2 separate regions of the Homo sapiens genome follow, and region 2 is linked to region 1. A link is an interaction called in ENCODE POLR2A ChIA-PET data of the cell type or tissue named here. Cell type or tissue: B cell. All regions are shown on one strand. Each heading gives the region's core, and the rest is flanking DNA. Links, peaks and the distances in the headings are about the cores only. Region 1 has its middle 41 kb from the start of ATOSA. Region 2 overlaps MYO5C (myosin VC).

Region 1 (8,637 bases), core at 198-8,197:
GTTGTCACCTTAAGCCATACAAATGAACTTGATTCTGTAGCCTTTATGGCTAAGAATTCAGTCAGCTGCAAAATAGGGCTATTGAAACTGCTTCATCACTAATTTTTATTTTTCATTTTATATTATTTTTTGAAACAGTCTCACTCTGTCGCCCAGGCTGGAGTGCAGTGGCATGATCTCAGCTCACCGTAACCTCCACCTCCCAGGTTTAAGCGAGTCTCATGCCTCAGCCTCCTGAGCAGCTGGGATTACAGGGGCACACCACCATGTCCACCTAACTTTTGTATTTTTAGTAGAGTTGGGGTTTCCCCATGTTGGCCAGGCTGGTCTCAAACTCCTGACCCCAAGGGATCCACCTGCCTCAGCCTACCAAAGTGCAGGGATTATAGGCGTGAGCCACTGTGCCTGGTCAATCACTAATTTTTAAAGTCCACTTTTAGAGTATAACGGGGTGAGATTTTACTAAGCCTGAGCCCTCAAAAGTATAAGATATGGCTTTTTTTTTATTACAGGCTAATCCAGCTGGATCATAGGAAAGAAATATGTAGATGGACTATAATTATTGTGGTTGGAACATAGCCGTGACAGCTAGCCAACAATCCAGTCAGAAAAACATGGTTTTGTTGTTTGTTTGTTTCATTGCTTTTGTGAGACATCAGTTTGTGCCAGATAACTCTGAGAATGTAATTGAAATCTAGAGTTATTGTTCTAAACTCACTTATGAGAAATAAAAACATGTCTTTCTTTTAAAGTAATCCATTAAATGCTTACTTGAAAGATAAAAACATTTATTTAGTCTTATGAAAGTTTCCATTAATAAATAATAAATTGCAGAATTCCCAAGATGGTTTTTCCTTAGTAGAGATTTTTAAAATGTTTCACTCTTTCTCTTAATATTGATAACTACGCCAGGTAAACCACACAGAATTAAGTGCATCTTGGGTTAAAGGCCCTTAGAGCATTCCAGATGTCTCAGGTATCCACAATGTATCCCAAATCAGAGTCCAAGAGACATTGAAAAGGACTGAAGCAGGACATAACCATGGGTGACAAGATCTTCATCTCCAACTTTATGTGCTTTGCAGTTCACAGAATGCATTTGGTAAACCCAAGGTCTCAAACAGGGGTGGTAAAAGCTAGGGGTAGAGGTGGGCCCAATATGGCTACTAAGGAAATGTATGGCCAGGCACAGTGGCTCACGCCTGTAATTCCAGGACTTTGGGAGGCCAAGGCGGGTGGATCACTTGAGGTTAGGAGTTCAAGACCAGCCTGGCCAACATGGTAAAACCCCATCTCTACTAAAAACAGAAATTAGACAGGCGTGGCGGCGGGTGCCTGTAATCCCAGGTACTTGGGAGGCTGAGGCAGGAGGTGGAGGTTGCAGTGAGCTGGGGTCGTGTGACTGGACTCCAGCCTGGGAGTATAGTGAGACTCCGTCTCAAAAAAAAAAAAAAAGAAAGAAAACGTATTAGAGTAGATTCTTCCTCTTTCTTCAGAGGACATGGAGAAGCAAGGGAGTAGAATTCCTTGCTAAGTCATTCCCCTCAATCTTTGTTGACATCTTAGGAACACCAGGCAATCATATGCTTCCTCTTTTCTGGTTCTGAATCAGTTGAAAAATAGGCATACAAATGTAATGGAAATCAAAATGCGTCTTTACTCATGGTAAAGCTGGACCAGGGAACACAGCTACCACCGTGGCCTGGATAGGGGCTACTACCAACCGAGTTTGGTCCATCATTTCTACCTATGCATAGAGAGAGTTCTCTTCAGAGCACACTTGACCTGCCTATGCTGGGAAGGGAGTCTCTGCTCTCATTCCCTGTTAAACACAGAGAAGAGAGCCGCGGGACATCAGCCTCCAGAAGGTAGGCCCTGAGCCCTCATCCTGCTCTGCTGGATGCAAGGGAACAAAATTAGAGAGGACTGCATGCGGGCAGGTCTCAGCTAGGGAGAGAGAGCAGGCAGCTTGACCTTTACTCGCATCTGACTGACTGTATCGGTCACTCCCCCAACTCCCTACAGGGCAGAACTGGAAGCTGCCTTCTTGCTTCTCTGAGAGGACAAAGTGTGGACAAAAGGCACTATTTTAGGGCCTAATGATGTAACACAAGAAGAAAGGGAGAAATATTCCCTCGGCTGTCATGTGGCTCAGTGTTATCCTCTCAGAACATTCCAGAATAGGTGGGTTCTGGAAGTTAGATTTCAAAATGAGCTCAAGTTGTAGTCAGGGTAGCTCTGGCTGATATCCACTCCCTGCAGCTCACTGGTGGATGAGCTGGGGGAGGCAGATGTAAAATGTGGTTTGAGCACTTGCGACTGGAAATCTTGAAATCAATCCCGGAAAGGAGCCAGGGATTCCCTCCTGAGAACCGCACAGGACATATGTGGAGAAAGGAAAGTAACTTATATTTATTTTTATTTGAAACTGTCCTTGAGAATAAAAGGTGTCTCCCTCCTGAGGCTGTCAGTCAGGAGGAGAAAAGCCTTGGTGAGGAGTGGGCGTATCTGGCTATGTGTTTGAGGGCAAGGTTGAGTTTTAATGGTGTCCTCATTCTGCTCTTCATTTAAGCAAAACCCTCCCTTATCTTCAAGATGACCTTTGCTTCCACCTAAACTCGTCAAAACAGGCATTCCTTCATTCCTTCAAGTGTGGCTCATAGGTAGATGGTAGAAGAAAAATAAATTAATTGAAATAATTAACAATGAATTGTGAGTCTTAGATCTCTTTAGCTACCTCAGATGCATTTCTGTTTTGTTTTGTTTGTTTTTTTTTTTTTTTTTTGTGAGATGGAGTCTTGCTCTGTCACCCAGGCTGGGGTGCAATGGCACAATCTTGGCTCACTGCAAGCTCTGTGCCTGGGTTCATGCCATTCTCCTGCCTCGGCCTCCCAAGTAGCTGGGACTACAGCCACCCGCCACCATGCCTGGCTAATTTTTTGTATTTTTAGAAGAGACACGGTTTCACCGTGTTAGCCAAGATGGTCTGGATCTCCTGACCTCGTGATCCGCCTGCCTCGGCCTCCCAGAGTGCTGGGATTATAGGCGTGAGCCACTGCGCCCTGCCAGATGCATTTGTATTTTAAAAGAACAGTGAGTCTACAGGAATAAATACCTCATTGGTTTACATTTTAGGCAGAATTCTGAAGCTATTTGTCTGGGAATCAGAGATAGATAGAGTTGTTCCCAGCACCATGGAGACAATACAGCCTTCTATGAAACGTAGAATGAGTAAGGACCAGGCACAGATTCAGCAGAGGTCAAGGAGGTTGAAGACACAGAAATGAGCATTGATTGGCATAGAATGAGGTCATTGGTCACTTAAAGGAATTGGGGAGCACTAGTGCTTATGGAAGATAATGCCTGTAGTATGGTTCAATCCAACTAGTACTAACAATGGGGTACTATCTGCCAAGCTCTGGGCTGGACACAACCAAAGCTTGAGTAAAAGAATACACTCACCTGGAAGAATGGGACAGTGCTCGGAAGAAGGAGTAGAAAGAAGTATTTTAATAGTCTGGACGTTTGAACTGGTGAGTAGACATTTCAATAGTCTGGATGTTTGAACTGGTGAGTAGACTTCCCTTTTTCTAAGCAAATCCCTAGCCTTGAACGAAGGAAATGCCAACCCCTTCCTTTCTGGCCGTAGAACTCATGCCATTCACCGCCTAGATGATGTGCTCTGGCTAGTCCTTTGATCCATCCAAATATGCATTCAGTTCCTCCCCTAGGCAATCCTTCTGCTCAGCCAAGCTGGTACCCAGTTGATACCTCATACCTTTCACACATCTCTCCTTGCCTCTGCTCCTGCTGTCCTCCCCTCCAGCTTCCAAGACAGGGCTCTTCACGCCCCTTCTGAATTCTGCACCTCCTTTGAAGCTGGCCCAAGTACTCAGGTACTTCCTTTTCTGGGCAGGCTTCCCTGAGTACCAGGATCCTTCCCTTCTCTGAACTCCAGGTATTGTATTAATAATCATAATGGCAATGATCACAGCAGTAATGATAATGCCTTACATTTGAATAGGTACTAAGAATTTTTCAAAGTGCTGCCACATACTTCATTACACTTATGCGTCACAGGATGATGCAAAGGATGGTAAGAGATTAATATTATTTCTGCCTAAAAACAAAATAAAAAATTCAACAAGGAGGCCGGGCACAGTGACTCATGCCTGTAATCCCAGTACTTTAGGAGGCTGAGGCAGGAGGATTGCTTAAGCCTAGGAGTTCAAGATTACAGTAAGCTATGATTATGCCACTACATTCTAGCTTGGGCAACAGAGTGAGACTCTGTCTAAAAAAAAAAAAAAAAAGAAAAAAAAGAAAAAATCAGCAAGGAAACAGGTCCATAAAGAGTAAATACTTTTCTACTTTTTCCAGGGCCATATGCTCCAGGATGCATTGCATCTGCCATTTGGGTCTGATTTAAGGTACAGTTTCTGATTAAATGTTATTTTACACTGATTTCAAATTATTTCATATTGCTAGTCTTGGCTTTCTAATAAGATTTATACTTTTCTTCAGGGCAGGAAAAATCTCTTGTGTTTTTTGGTATTTCTCTAGCACTCAGGATTACACTGAGTCCACAACGGGGGCTTTTAAAATGCTTTAATGATGATGTTGATGGTCACAGGTTTATGTTCCTGCACATTGTATGAGCATGAATATTTGAGTTTGCTGGGAGGCACCAAGGCAGCATAATTCCATTTGACCCTATTTCAAGTGTTGGAGATCGTGGGGCATCTGGAGATGATGGGACATGTGTAGACTGAGGAGTAGCTCTCTGCGATGAAGTTCTTTTAGATTAGGAATGGTAGCATTGTCGACTACATCAGTAGTACATCGTCAGTAGACAACGATGTACTACTGATATAGTCGACAATGCTACCATTCCTAATCTAAAAGAACTTCATCATGGGTATACAGATGGGGAGGAATAAAATATCTTAAAGTGTCACCTCCATAGCCCCTACAATACTAATTTTAATTTGGAAGTATGTGCCCTGACCTTTTGAGCCATCTGATGTGAAATTCCCTGCCTCCCTCTCTCTTATCAGTCGTGGCATTTTAGCCTGTACCTGGTTCAGTGGGGAAGAGGGAAAACACTTGATTCTACGGCATGACAATAACGCTCATAGAGAGAATGTGCTGGAAGGTTGGCCATCCTGCTGGTGCCTTTGGCCATCTGAAAGGGAAACTGGGGAGGCATGAGATGGTCCTCTCTCTCCTGGGGCTTTGGGAAGGAAGGATGGTCTATGGATCACTCCCCTGGCTCCATGGTTGACCCCTGAAGGAGAGGAGTGGAGCTCTGCTCAGGCTCCAAACCCAACTCCTTGAGGGTAAAGCTACTGAAGATAATTGAGGTAACAGGGTAAGGACAATCCGGGGTTCAGCTCAGGGATGGGCTGACCGCGTGTCCCAGGAGTGACGGAGCCACTGCTTGCTGTATCTACTGGCTTGTTGCTGTGTAGATTTTATGTCCCACAATTAGGGTATGCGGTCTCAAAATATGAAGACATCATGACGGTTTGCTTATACATTAATTAACATTATAGTTTCAATACTTACAGAAAACCCTATCAACTATTGATTACTGTGTAAAAGATTAATTGGAACCAGCGTTCAAACTCAAGTATGTGTAGGCAAGCCAGCAAGATTATCGAGGCAAAAAATATCAATGTATGCCTCTCAGTTTCTGAATCACTCTTGTGGATCACTTTTAATAAACATGTAACACCTACTTCTTTTCTAAATAATGACATCAAATGTTCCAGAGAAGTTGACCTTTTCCAGAGGGAAATCAATCAAACTCTGACAATGTAACAAACATCCTGAGACAAATGTAAGAGCAAGGGAAGTAAACAGAATATTTATTATGATAAGAATTATTTCCTTTTCCAGAATTCTTATCTTTGGGCTTATCACACTGGGAAGTCCTAGAATTGGCTGTGAGATGAAAACAAAGGAAGTAGTTTAAAAATTCTGAGTAAGAAAATACTAATTTTATACATATTAAAGTATAAACCATATAAAAGTATAAAATCTTATTACAGAGCCAACACTAGCAGCAAGAAAGAATTTTAAAACAGTGCAAGATAACACTGAGTGATAAACCATAAATCAGAGTGACCACAATGGCAGATATAATGCATGGGCTGGTATCTAGTTGTTTAACTCATGAATTAAAGTAAAACAAGCAAGTACTCATGTAGTGCTGATTCTATGCCAGGCACTATCCTAAGTGATTTAAATATGCTAACTGACTTAACTCTCATAATAACCTGATGAGATAGGTCTTATGATAATCATTTTATAGATGAGGAAACTGTGGCACAGATCAGTTAAGTAATTTTCCCAAGGTCACACACCCAGTAAGCGACAGTGTTGGGGATATGACCCCAGGGAGTCTAATTCCAAAGTCTGAGATCTTAACCACATAGCATCTCATATGTCTAGTACTGGTGGTAGTAATAATAACTCTTTTGTTATTATCTCCTATGTCAATACCTGAAGTCAACCTTCAGGTATTACATGAAATGCATACATGCATGTAACTGACCATTGTTGTATAACAAGCCATATCCAGAATACCCCATCTTCACATATCCAGACTATAATGGGCACTGTGCAAGTGTCCTGATCATTATCTAGCTCACTTAGGTGGAGCCGGAAATTGTTTGCAGGCCCGCAGCCCATTCCCTATAGGCAGGTTGCCATAACTTGTGCCATGGAGGCACGACCCACCAGGCCAGGCATGGACACCTGCTCCAAAGGCAGCCATCTGAAGATTGGGCAGTGACCTGTGACCAGCCTCACCTAAGCCCTTCGACCAACATGGTGGTAATGGGACCCGTCATACTCTGTCTCTTGGAGACTTTTCACATGAGGCCATAGAGCAGATGCTGAATGAGTGAACTGGTGTTGAATTGGAGAGAGACCCAGAGAAAGCACTGGAGAGATGTCATGAGGCAGTAGAAGCCATGAACAAGAGGGGGCATGAGGTAGACAGGGAGAGGGCGGGAGTCAGTCAGCTGTGGGTAGGAGGAAAACATGAGCCAAAAGCAGGCTGTGAGGAATGGAGTCACAAATTCAGTTGCTGATGGAGAATGCGGTGAGCCCTGGGTTGACACTGGGTGACCAGAGCTATGTGACATCTTGAAATTTCATGAGTGACACTTTCTGTGAAGCCAGCGGTGCAGTTCTGGAGATGGTTTCTTGTCCTCTTTAGGTTTCCATACATTCTTATATTAATCTCCCATTACGGAAGTAGTTTGACTTCTTTTTTTTTTTTTTTTTTTTTTTTGCATCTTGCAACCTGAAAGAACCTAACCTAGGTAATTACAGTCCTAGCCTTTGCCTTCTTTTTGTTCCTCCTCCTCCTATATGCCATTACCAAATCCTTGCCAAATTTGTCCTCAGACCCCTTCTCCCTCCTTTCCACACTACCTGTGGTCCTTAATCCTCCCACCCAGGTGCCTGCGGTGGCCTCCTAGCAGGGGCTGCTTTAAAAACATCAGAAACATAATTTTCTAAATTGTTTAAAAATCATTCTGATGAAGAATTTCAATGAGCTTTGGACTCACTTGTTACAAAAAAGTAAATCGGCTCTTTTTGATGGATGTGCTATTATCACTGATTGAAATAAAAGAATATGAACATTTCCTAGCTGAATTTCAACAAAAATGCTTGCGTAATGGTATGTGGGATTGAAAAAGTAATTTTAATTTATAAGCATGCTTCTTCTTTTGGGTCGGCTTTACTTTGGTAAAGTGTCTTTTATCAGCCGTGACAGCCCTAAAACCCAGTGTCAGCATATAACAGTCTTCTGTAAGTCAAGATTTTCAAAATAATCAATCTTAGCCCATCTTATTTATTCACCCCTAAATTATTATTTTAAGGAATAATTATATTAAATATTATTTGAAATGCTTATACTTTCTAATCTCTCATTTTAAAAAATTCTTTGTGAGCATATGTTTTACAATGCATATATTAGTAAAATAGTGTGAATATTTTATAAAGTGGTACAAGTTCAAAGCATTTTAAATGATGAAGTATGTGACAGAAAAAAGGTGGGGCCAAGGCCTATGGGATAAAATGTTAGGTTTTCAAAGTTTTTCTCTAGCTAGCCTCCTCTTACCTTGCCTCTCTGGCCATTTTCCATCCCAACTTCTCCGCTCCATTCAAGCTCTCCATTTCTGGAAGCTGATGCTACTACAAGCTCCCCTCTCAGCTTCTCCTTCATCAGGTGAACTCAGTTGACATTCCTTTCTCCTTCTACCAATCCAGATGATCAAATTTTATTTTATTTTTGATATGGTTTGGTCGTGTCCCCACCCAAATCTCACCTTGAATTGTAGCTCCCATAATTCCCACATGTTGTGGGAGGGACCTGGTGAGAGGTAATTGAATCATGGGGGTGGGTCTTTCCTATGCTGTTCTCGTGATAGTGAATAAGTCTCATGAGATCTGATGGTTTTATAAAGGGCAGTTCCCCTGCACACACTCTCTTGCCTGCTAGCATGTAAGCTATGCCTTTGGTCCTCATTTGCCTTCTGCCATGATTGCGAGGCCTCCCAGCCGTGTGGAACTGTGAGTCCATTAAACCTCATTTCTTTATAAATTACCCAGTTTCAG
Region 2 (8,637 bases), core at 277-8,276, 490 kb before region 1:
AACTTCTTACACCTCCTGATTTGAAAGGTGTGGCTTTACAGTGATCACGCACAGGGCACACTGGCTAGGGAGGCTGAACTTAAAAGACACACTGGGTTTTGGGGCACTGTATTCCCAACCCCCCGGGTTCCATGCAGTCCCCTGGAAGGGCCAGTTTCCTTCAGCGAATACCTTGGCGTGCTCTGCTAAGTCCTGGCTCCTTCCTCGTTCCAAGGATCCTGCTGGAGGTTTGTTTGATCCTAAACAATAGAGCTATCTGCTATGTCCAGGGGTCTAGCCCTTCAAAAATTCTAGAATAAATGGCAGCAAATCCACGTGCCCAAAAGTGCATGTAAATCCAACTGCTCTAGAAGGTTGCTCAATTAAAAATTTGATGATTAACTAAGAAAATAATTGAAAAGAGATACATAACCTAGACAAGCCCAACACAGCCCACAGGGGCCCTTGAAGCAGTGCCAGGAGCTCTATGAGTTTACTAAATGATTCTACCTGCTGAGCTGTCATTTCAGTTCCTTTTAAAACTTGCTTTTATAGCACAAAGGGAAAAACTCTGAGAAAGAGAGCCACATTCCTAATAAATTTGTTTGATTTCTTTTTTATAGATTTTTTTTTTTTTGAGATGGAGTTTTGCTCTTTTACCCAGGCTGGAGTGAACTTCAGTGGCATGATCTCAGCTCACTGCAACCTCCGCCCCCCGGGTTCAAGTGATTCTCCTGCCTCAGCCTCCCGAGTAGCTGGGATTATAAGGTGCCCAACACCACACCCAGCTAATGTTTGTATTTTTAGTAGAGATGGGGTTTTGCCATGTTGGCCAGACTGGTCTCAAACTCCTGACCTCAGGTGATCTGCCCGCCTTGGCCTCCCAAAGTGCTGGGATTACAGGTGTGAGCACTGCACATAACCTCTTTTTTCTACAGATATTAACGAACTTTGTTTCCAGGTTTTTTAAAAAAAAACTGCAGTGCTCCCAAGAGACCAGTAAAATGCCTTTGAAAAAGGAAAAGGCAGCCAGAAGTCTTCCTTTTTTTTTTTTTTTTTTGGAGACAGGGTCTCACTCTGTCGCCCAGGCAGGAGTGCGGTGGTGCAATCTCAGCTCATTGAAACCTCCGCCTCCCGGTTTCAAGTGATTCTCCTGCCTCAGCCTCCCAAGTAGCTGGGATTACAGGCATCTGCCACCACGCCCAGCCAATTTTTGTATTTTTAGTAGATACGGGGTTTCACCATGTTGGCCAGCCTGGTCTCAAACTCCTGACCTCAGGTGATCTGCCCACCTTGGCCTCCCAAAGTGCTGGGATTACAGGTGTGAGCCAGTACGCCTGGCCCAGAAGTCTTATGTAAAAAGAATCTTAGACCCACAGCCTGAGCTGGTCAGGAGGGTGCCCACAGACTGCAGGCCTCTTGGAGCCTCCTGAGAATTTTGACAGGGGCCAGGAATTCCCCCCTTGGCTGACCAGGGACTAAACCAAGCTACAGATGAGTGCTAATGAGGAGGCAGAACACGGGCCTAGAGAGGGTGAAGAGTTTTAATCCCTTCACTGGCCTGCCTCGCCCTGACCCAGTTAGGATTGCAAACAGCCCAAAATGACCTGGCCTCAGCCTGGCTCTCCAAGACCCCTGCTTGAAATGATCACTCCCAAGTGGTCCCTGCACGTGGACAGATGCCGAGAGCCGAGCTCTTCTCCTCACATTAAAAACTCATCGACAATTATATTTTTCTAGGTAAATGAGTTAATTAGACATATTTAAAAACTGATGGAGGATCATGAAACACTTCATATATTTGTTAACTCCTGGAGCGATTCTGTGATATTCCCTCCTCTCTTTAGAATCCTGCTTCCTCACCCAGACGCAGGCTGTCCTGCTCACTGCATGGGGAAGTTTTGTATCCTACCACCACAGGCAGCCCTGAGCTTCCTAGCCCCCAAAAGAGATGTGCCAAGCATGTTCTATCTCTTTCCGGGACCCTGCCATGTACCCCAACTTTGAGATCTAAAAACCTTTGACTCCTTAAGAGAAGGGAAGCCCAGATTGGAGTCCTTGGAGGTTAGCAAAGGGTTTGCTATTGAGATAGGAAAGGTGGGCTGGTACAGTACAAGGTCAGGCACCTGCCTTAATTTCTGTGAGGTCCATTACTTACCTTATCTTTTGGGATAAAAGACAAACTAACAAGGACAATAGGTGGGGAAGGAAAGGAGGGAGGTTTATTTCCTAGGCAAGAATCTTAATTCTTGGATTTGGTAGAAGTTGAAGGTGGTGGTAGTCTCTGAATTTTGCACTGTCTTAGCAATAAAGTAAAAAAAAAAGAAAAGAAAGAAAGAGAAAAGAAAGAAAAGGAGAGGAAGGAAAGGAAGGAAAGGAAGGGAAGGAAGGGAGGAAGGGAGGAAGGGAGGAAGGAAGGAAGGAAAAGAAAGAAAATGAAAGAAAGAAGAAAGAAAGAAGGAAGGAGAGAAGGAAGGAAGGAGAGAAGGAAGGAAGGAGAGAAGGAAGGAAGGAGAGAAGGAAGGAAGGAGAGAAGGAAGGAAGGAGAGAAAGAAAGAAGAGAAAGAAAGAAAGGAAAAGAAAAGAAAAGAAAAGAATTCCTGGTGGTCCACTGTACCCACCCAGCAGAAGCTTTATGGACTAGTCTAGAATGTGTTCAGTATCTGACAGTACACATTGTGGAACTTAGCTCTCATAAATCTCTAATCTCACTTCCTAAAAACAGTCACACCCCACTTTCTTGTATCTGTGTCTGCTATATGCAAACTGAGATGGAAAATATAAAACAGCACAGACAGAAGAAAGAAAGTAGCTTTAAGGCAAACTAGATTCCATACATTCTTTGCCGTTCTTCCTTTTGTACATCATCAAAGAGCTGCTTGGTGAGGTTGTCCATTTTTTCTGTAAAAAGAGAATGCTTTTTGAGATATGTCTGCCAAATCAATGCCTTGATTGTTTCATGTTATGTTTAAGAAAGTGAGAATGTCAGGACAATCATGTGATGTTTATTATTAACAGGACTTACAATGAGAGTATAGCTCATTTTTTATAAACAAGAAATAAAGATGAGGGGGTTTCAAAATAATAATTCTCACAAATTTGTCAGATTGGAATTATCAATAAATAGTTTCATTTATAGTACTTTTGTTGGTCTGTTATTTATTAAAGTAGATATTGGCTTTGAGACAATGAATATTATTAAAAATAAATAGAGGCCGGGCGCGGTGGCTCACGCCTGTAATCCCAGCACTTTGGGAGGCCGAGGCGGGCGGATCACGAGGTCAGGAGATCAAGACCATCCCGGCTAAAACGGTGAAACCCCGTCTCTACTAAAAATACAAAAAATTAGCCGGGCGTAGTGGCGGGCGCCTGTAGTCCCAGCTACTTGGGAGGCTGAGGCAGGAGAATGGCGTGAACCCGGGAGGTGGAGCTTGCAGTGAGCCGAGATCCCGCCACTGCACTCCAGCCTGGGCGACAGAGCGAGACTCCGTCTCAAAAAAAAAAAAAAAAAAATTAAAAAAAAAAAAAAATAAATAAATAAATAGAAACCCTTTGGGAAGAAAATGATCCATTTGTGACAAGGTTTCTCGGTCTTGGCACTATTGCTACTTTGGGCTGGATAATTCTTTGCTGTGGAGAGGGGCTGTCCCACGCATTGCAGGATTCTGAGCAGCAACCCTGGCTTCTACCCTCTAGAAGCCAGTAGCACCTCTGCTCCAGTTGTGACAACCCAAATTGTTTCCAGACATTGGCAAATGTCTGGGGGGTGAGGTGGCAGCAAAGCTGAGAACCACTCATCTGTGATAACCAAGAAAATAATCAAGTGTCTGTCTCTATCTGGGAAAGAGGAAGTACAAAAAAGGCAGCTGTTAACACTGAAATACAAGAGTCGCAAACACAAAGTCTGCAGGCCGAAGGGCAGGACGTTCCATGGCTATGACAACCCCACATTCCCAACACACCCATATGCCACAGGGGCCATCAAAATGGGAGAATGGCAGTGCAGCCCCTCAAATGGTGATGTCCCTATTTGCACTAAGCTGATATCTCATCCTTGAGCTCTACCTCACCTCTGAGCCCCACCCCAGAAGGAGTCCTCGGGGTGCACCGTCGATAGCAATTCTCCAAATTACTTTTTTTTTTTAGCCAACAGTTTAATAGTTTGTCTAACATAGTGCCAAATGTTTCTGAATCAAAATGACTGCTTCAGAACGTTGTAAGGCAGCCAGGAAATACTGGGGGAAATGCTCAAGCTTTAATTTAGAAGCCAACACGTTTTATATAACCTCAATTTTCAATTAACCAAAAGCATTGGCTTTAATTCTGGTGCTTACCATCTTAGGCCATTTGCAGATGCGCTAAAGAAGCTGCTCGAATGTGATTTACTTCTCAAGAGGAATGGGATTATGTCCATGTTAAGTTAGAATCTCAAAAAGGAGAAACAGCATTTGATAGCATCCCTGGGTCTTAGGTCACAAGCATAGGTAAAGGTTGGTGCTATTCACAAAACACTGTTTGCCATGTCGGGGGAGGCGCACAGGATAATCAGTTTATAAATATTACATTGAAAGTTTTCATGGACTTTTTGGAAGAGGATGTAAAATTATTCACCCAAACATGACATGGTCTCAGAAACATAATTTTCAGGTTATATTCCTGAGAATTTAAATGCCCTTGTGGGAAATTCTATTTGAAGTTAGGGGGGAAAAAAGCCAAAACAACCACCCAAGAGGAGTGTGCTGTAATAAAAAGGGTGGAGATGAGGAAACCCTTTCCTAACTCAGGTTCAAGGTTTACTCCCGGACCTCTGACATGCTCCTGTTCATCTCTGACATTCACATGGCTTCTGTGCCCACACCATCAGCCCTACAGAGACAGGGTGGAGGGCACGCAGCACCTAGAACAGGAGGGCATGGCCTGCTCCTCGTCAGCACCTGCACAGCCTTTCCTGCCCCAGTGCCCTGGTGTCAGGCTGTTTACTCCCTCTTCACCAACATTCGCTCCTCCCACTCTCCGCCCTGAACTCCCAGGGCTCTGCACTCCTCTGGGCCCCATCATATCCACCATTTGCTGGGCTAGAGGTGCGTGTAGAATCCCCAGGCCTGAACCCTCGTGTTCCTGCTGCCCCCACGTTGGAGCTCAAGGAAGAGATCCCTAGGCAAGATCACTGAGAGTGGTGATTTAAACTATCTGGTCAGGGATCACCAGGCTCTGTTGCCTGTTGCCTTTTCTGGGGTACAACAAGTATTGTCAAGTTGAACTTGAGCTGAAAAGCTCAAATGTGTAGAGCTAGGCTAAGCGTAGCTGTTCCACAGCCCTAAAGGAAGTGATACCTACTGGTTCCAGGGTCTGCCCTTCTTCATTCAGGGCAGGACAGTAGCAGAGGACATGGGTGTCACTTAGGCTAAGTAACTCCGACAGATCAGAATTTTTTCTGCAAATCTTTGGTGAGCACCAAACATGACTGCAGCATTACTCTGACTGTACATCAGGATTACCGTAAAGGTTTTCTAAAATTACGGATGTCTGAACCACCTCTGACACCACCACACACGAATGCGCACACACAGACACACACACACCCATTTCCTGATGCAAAAGCTCCGGGCTCATGGTCCGACCATCTGTACTTTGCAAAGGGCCCAGGAGGTTCTGAGGCACAGAGAGGAAATGCTGTGCTGTCTGACAAAAGACAGAAATAAAACAGACGAATCTGTAGGGCAAAGTTACCACGACTTAAATATGGCTATTCCTTGTGAGCAAAAATTGCCTCACTAAACTAAGTGTACACCAGAGACCCCTGGTTCTAAAACTGGTCAACCCCAGTATTGTTTACTGAGTGACTAAATCAGTGAATGTCTGGATTTGTGCCCCCCAAGCTTTACCTTTTAACTCTTCAGTCTTCTCTTGAAGCTTCAGCTGTATTTGTTCTTTCTGTGTTTCCAGTTCTGAATTATGCTTCTGAAGCTTTGCCAATTTCTAGCAGAGGGAAGGGGGAAAAACAAACTTTTTTGAAAACCTCACTTCAAGTTGTCACCATTGCCTTTCTTCACAAAAAGATGTATATTCTTAAATTAGTTTATTTTTTCTCAGCTCCTGTCTATAGATAACAGCGAGCACCAGCCACTGTAAGACGCTGCCATTTGTTTCACATGCAAGAGCTCAACGTGACTTCAAAGGTGACACTATTCCCGACCTGGCCAGCAATGACTGAAACAAGGAGAAAGGACACATTCAAGGGCTCCTCAATGTCAAGGACATACTTCTTCCTTTTGTCGAGCTTCTCAATAGCCAGGGGACTTTATATGTCGAATATGCTATGATTACACAGTTGATGGCGTAAAGGGGATTCACACTTTGCAACTGTTATGACTCAGGAAGGATGTGTGAGCACAGCAGGATTCCTATCATTTCAACTTCTCCTGGTAAAGTGTCTGCTGGGCTGGCAGCAGGCCCCGTGGTGCTGACTGATGGTGACTGGCAGCTGGCGATGCCCACGGCAGCAGTGTTGGTGCACCCAGCACCGGGTCATGGGGAGGGCAAAGGGATGTCTTCTGGGCCTCCAAGCCACCAACCCTGGGTGCTAGGACTTTGAAAATGCAGCAGAGGCTGGGCACGGTGGCTCACACCTGTAATCCCTGCATTTTGGGAGGCCAAGCGGGGGTGGATCACTGGAGGTCAGGAGTTCGAGACCAGCTTGGCCAACATGGTGAAACCCCACCTCTACCAAAAATACAAAAAATTAGCCGGGCGTCATGGCGCATGCCTGTAATCCCAGCTACTCGGGAGGCTGAGGAAGGAGAATTGCTTGAACCCGGGAGGTGGAGGTTGCAGTGAGCCGAGATTGCGCCACCGCACTCCAGCCCGGATGACAGAGCAAGACTCCGTCTAAAAAAACAAAAAAAAAACAAAATGCAGCAGAGTGGATGATAATAAAGATCACCTTCTTAGAACACACTAGCTCACACTTTTGCAGGGACTCACCATAGGCATTTGGCTACATTATTTCATCTGACCATTTTATTCTCACAACAATTCTGTCAATCTCTTTTTGTTATTCTCATTTTATATAGGAGGAAACTAAAATTCATTATGGTAGGCATTTGGCTAACGTATTTCATCTGATGATTTTATTCTCACAACAATTCTGTCAGTCCTTTTTTGTTATTCTCATTTTTTTATATGAGGAAACTAAAATTCAGAGAGGGTAAGGGACTTTAGCCAAGGCTGCCCAGCCAGACAAAGGCAAGATTTGAATCTAGGGCATCTGGTTTTTATGCTGACTGCTCTTTTCACTACACCAGAGATGAAAACCCTACCCTAGCTTTGCATCGCTGTTCAGGGGAAGACATTTCCAGGGCATAGACCTTAAGGACAAGTGATAGGAGACCAAGGTCATCCTGGAAGAAAGGGAGGCAGCCAGCCAGGGCTCTTTGGGCCTGTCATCATTTTGCAAAACTTGAAAGAAAGAGAAAACCTATGTTGCATTTCTCTCATTATTAACCTCCTCCCTTCCCCTAGACTCTAATCCTCTGATCTCGCCTTTCCTAAAAGGTAGGCTCCCTTTGGTAATGGAAGTTGATAGCAAAATCTGATTTGCTCTGCAGAAATCCACTTCATAGGAAAAGCTGGCAGCGCTCATCTTTTTCACAGAGAGTCCGCATATTTCCATCCCGTCTCACACGCCCGCAGCTGACCTCTTCCACAGCATCCCTGTATCTCTTCCCCTTCTCCTCGTAATTTCGCCTGTGAGTGGCTGCTTTTTCTAGTTCTGCTTCCAGCTTCTGAATCTTTTCCACATCCCCAGCTCGAAGAGCAGCCAGGCTAGTCAGCTTCTCCACCAGCCCATGGTTTTCTTTGTTCTAGAGAAAAGAAAATTCAGATGTTTAGAGGTTAATCCAAACAAAGATGCTGTTCCATTTAATTCTCATAGCCTTTGACACAGCATCCAAATTTGAGAGGTTGCTTTATGCTGATCACACTTATCACTGCACTGACATTTGTTAGCATCTTCTTTGTGGTGAAACAGTATGGCAGATCTTGCTGGGTACACATCTTCCCAAACTGGTGGCTATTTTAATGTGGGAAGTTTCCAATTCTGGCAAACCAGGACAACCCTAGTGTTATGAACTGTGCCCCCCGCCAAAATTCATTTGTTGAAGTCCTAACCCCTGAATTTAGGAATATCGCTGTTTTGAAGACAGGGTCTTTAGAGAGGGAATTAAGGTAAAACCAGCCCTCAGGGTGAGCCCTAGTCCAATAAGATTGGCGTCCTTAGAAGAAAAGGGGATTAAGACACAGACACAGGCATGGAGGGAAGATCATGTGAAGACAGAGGGAGGTGGCAGCCATCTACAAGCTAAGGAGAGAGGCCTCAGAAGAAACCAACCCTGCCAAAACCTTGATATGGGACCTCCAGCCTCCAAAACTGTAAGACACTAAATTTCTGTTGTTTAAGCCACCCAGTCAGTGATACTTTGCTATGACAGTCCTAGCAAACTAACACACCTAGGACAGAGCTCAGGCAGCGTTGGGACTCCCACCAGGCATTGCTCCTGGCCGGCTGCGGCTATTTTTAAGTGCTATTCTGCACAAGCTGTGTAGCATGCAGGCTTGTTACACAACAGCACAATGAGGGAAACCCCACCAGACACCAAG

What was found. Peaks named below come from ENCODE experiments on the same cell type or tissue, not always from the same donor. Only the 100,000 strongest peaks of a DNase experiment are listed, where the experiment ranks them.
Region 2: POLR2A ChIA-PET joins it to region 1 with 11 read pairs; 4 of 35 experiments call an interaction of 5 or more read pairs at or near these places.

The regions. Positions count from the first base shown.
Region 1 is chr15:52,716,145-52,724,781 of GRCh38, forward strand. No RefSeq gene overlaps it. Among named protein-coding and RNA genes, the nearest start is that of ATOSA, 41 kb to the left of the region's middle. In B cell, for the core only: no CTCF peak of the experiment used is centred there; no DNase peak of the experiment used is centred there.
Region 2 is chr15:52,229,806-52,238,442 of GRCh38, forward strand. It overlaps MYO5C (myosin VC), which reads right to left. Exons shown (of 41, transcript NM_018728.4): 22 at 7,677-7,841; 23 at 5,865-5,958; 24 at 2,817-2,880. It overlaps LOC105370820 (a long non-coding RNA gene), which reads left to right. Exons shown (of 4, transcript XR_007064638.1): 4 at 6,073-7,521. Among named protein-coding and RNA genes, the nearest start is that of GNB5, 43 kb to the left of the region's middle. In B cell, for the core only: no CTCF peak of the experiment used is centred there; DNase peaks (open chromatin) are centred at 2,726, 3,796, 4,986, 5,466 and 2 weaker places; H3K4me3 peaks cover 4,582 bases; H3K27ac peaks cover 8,000 bases.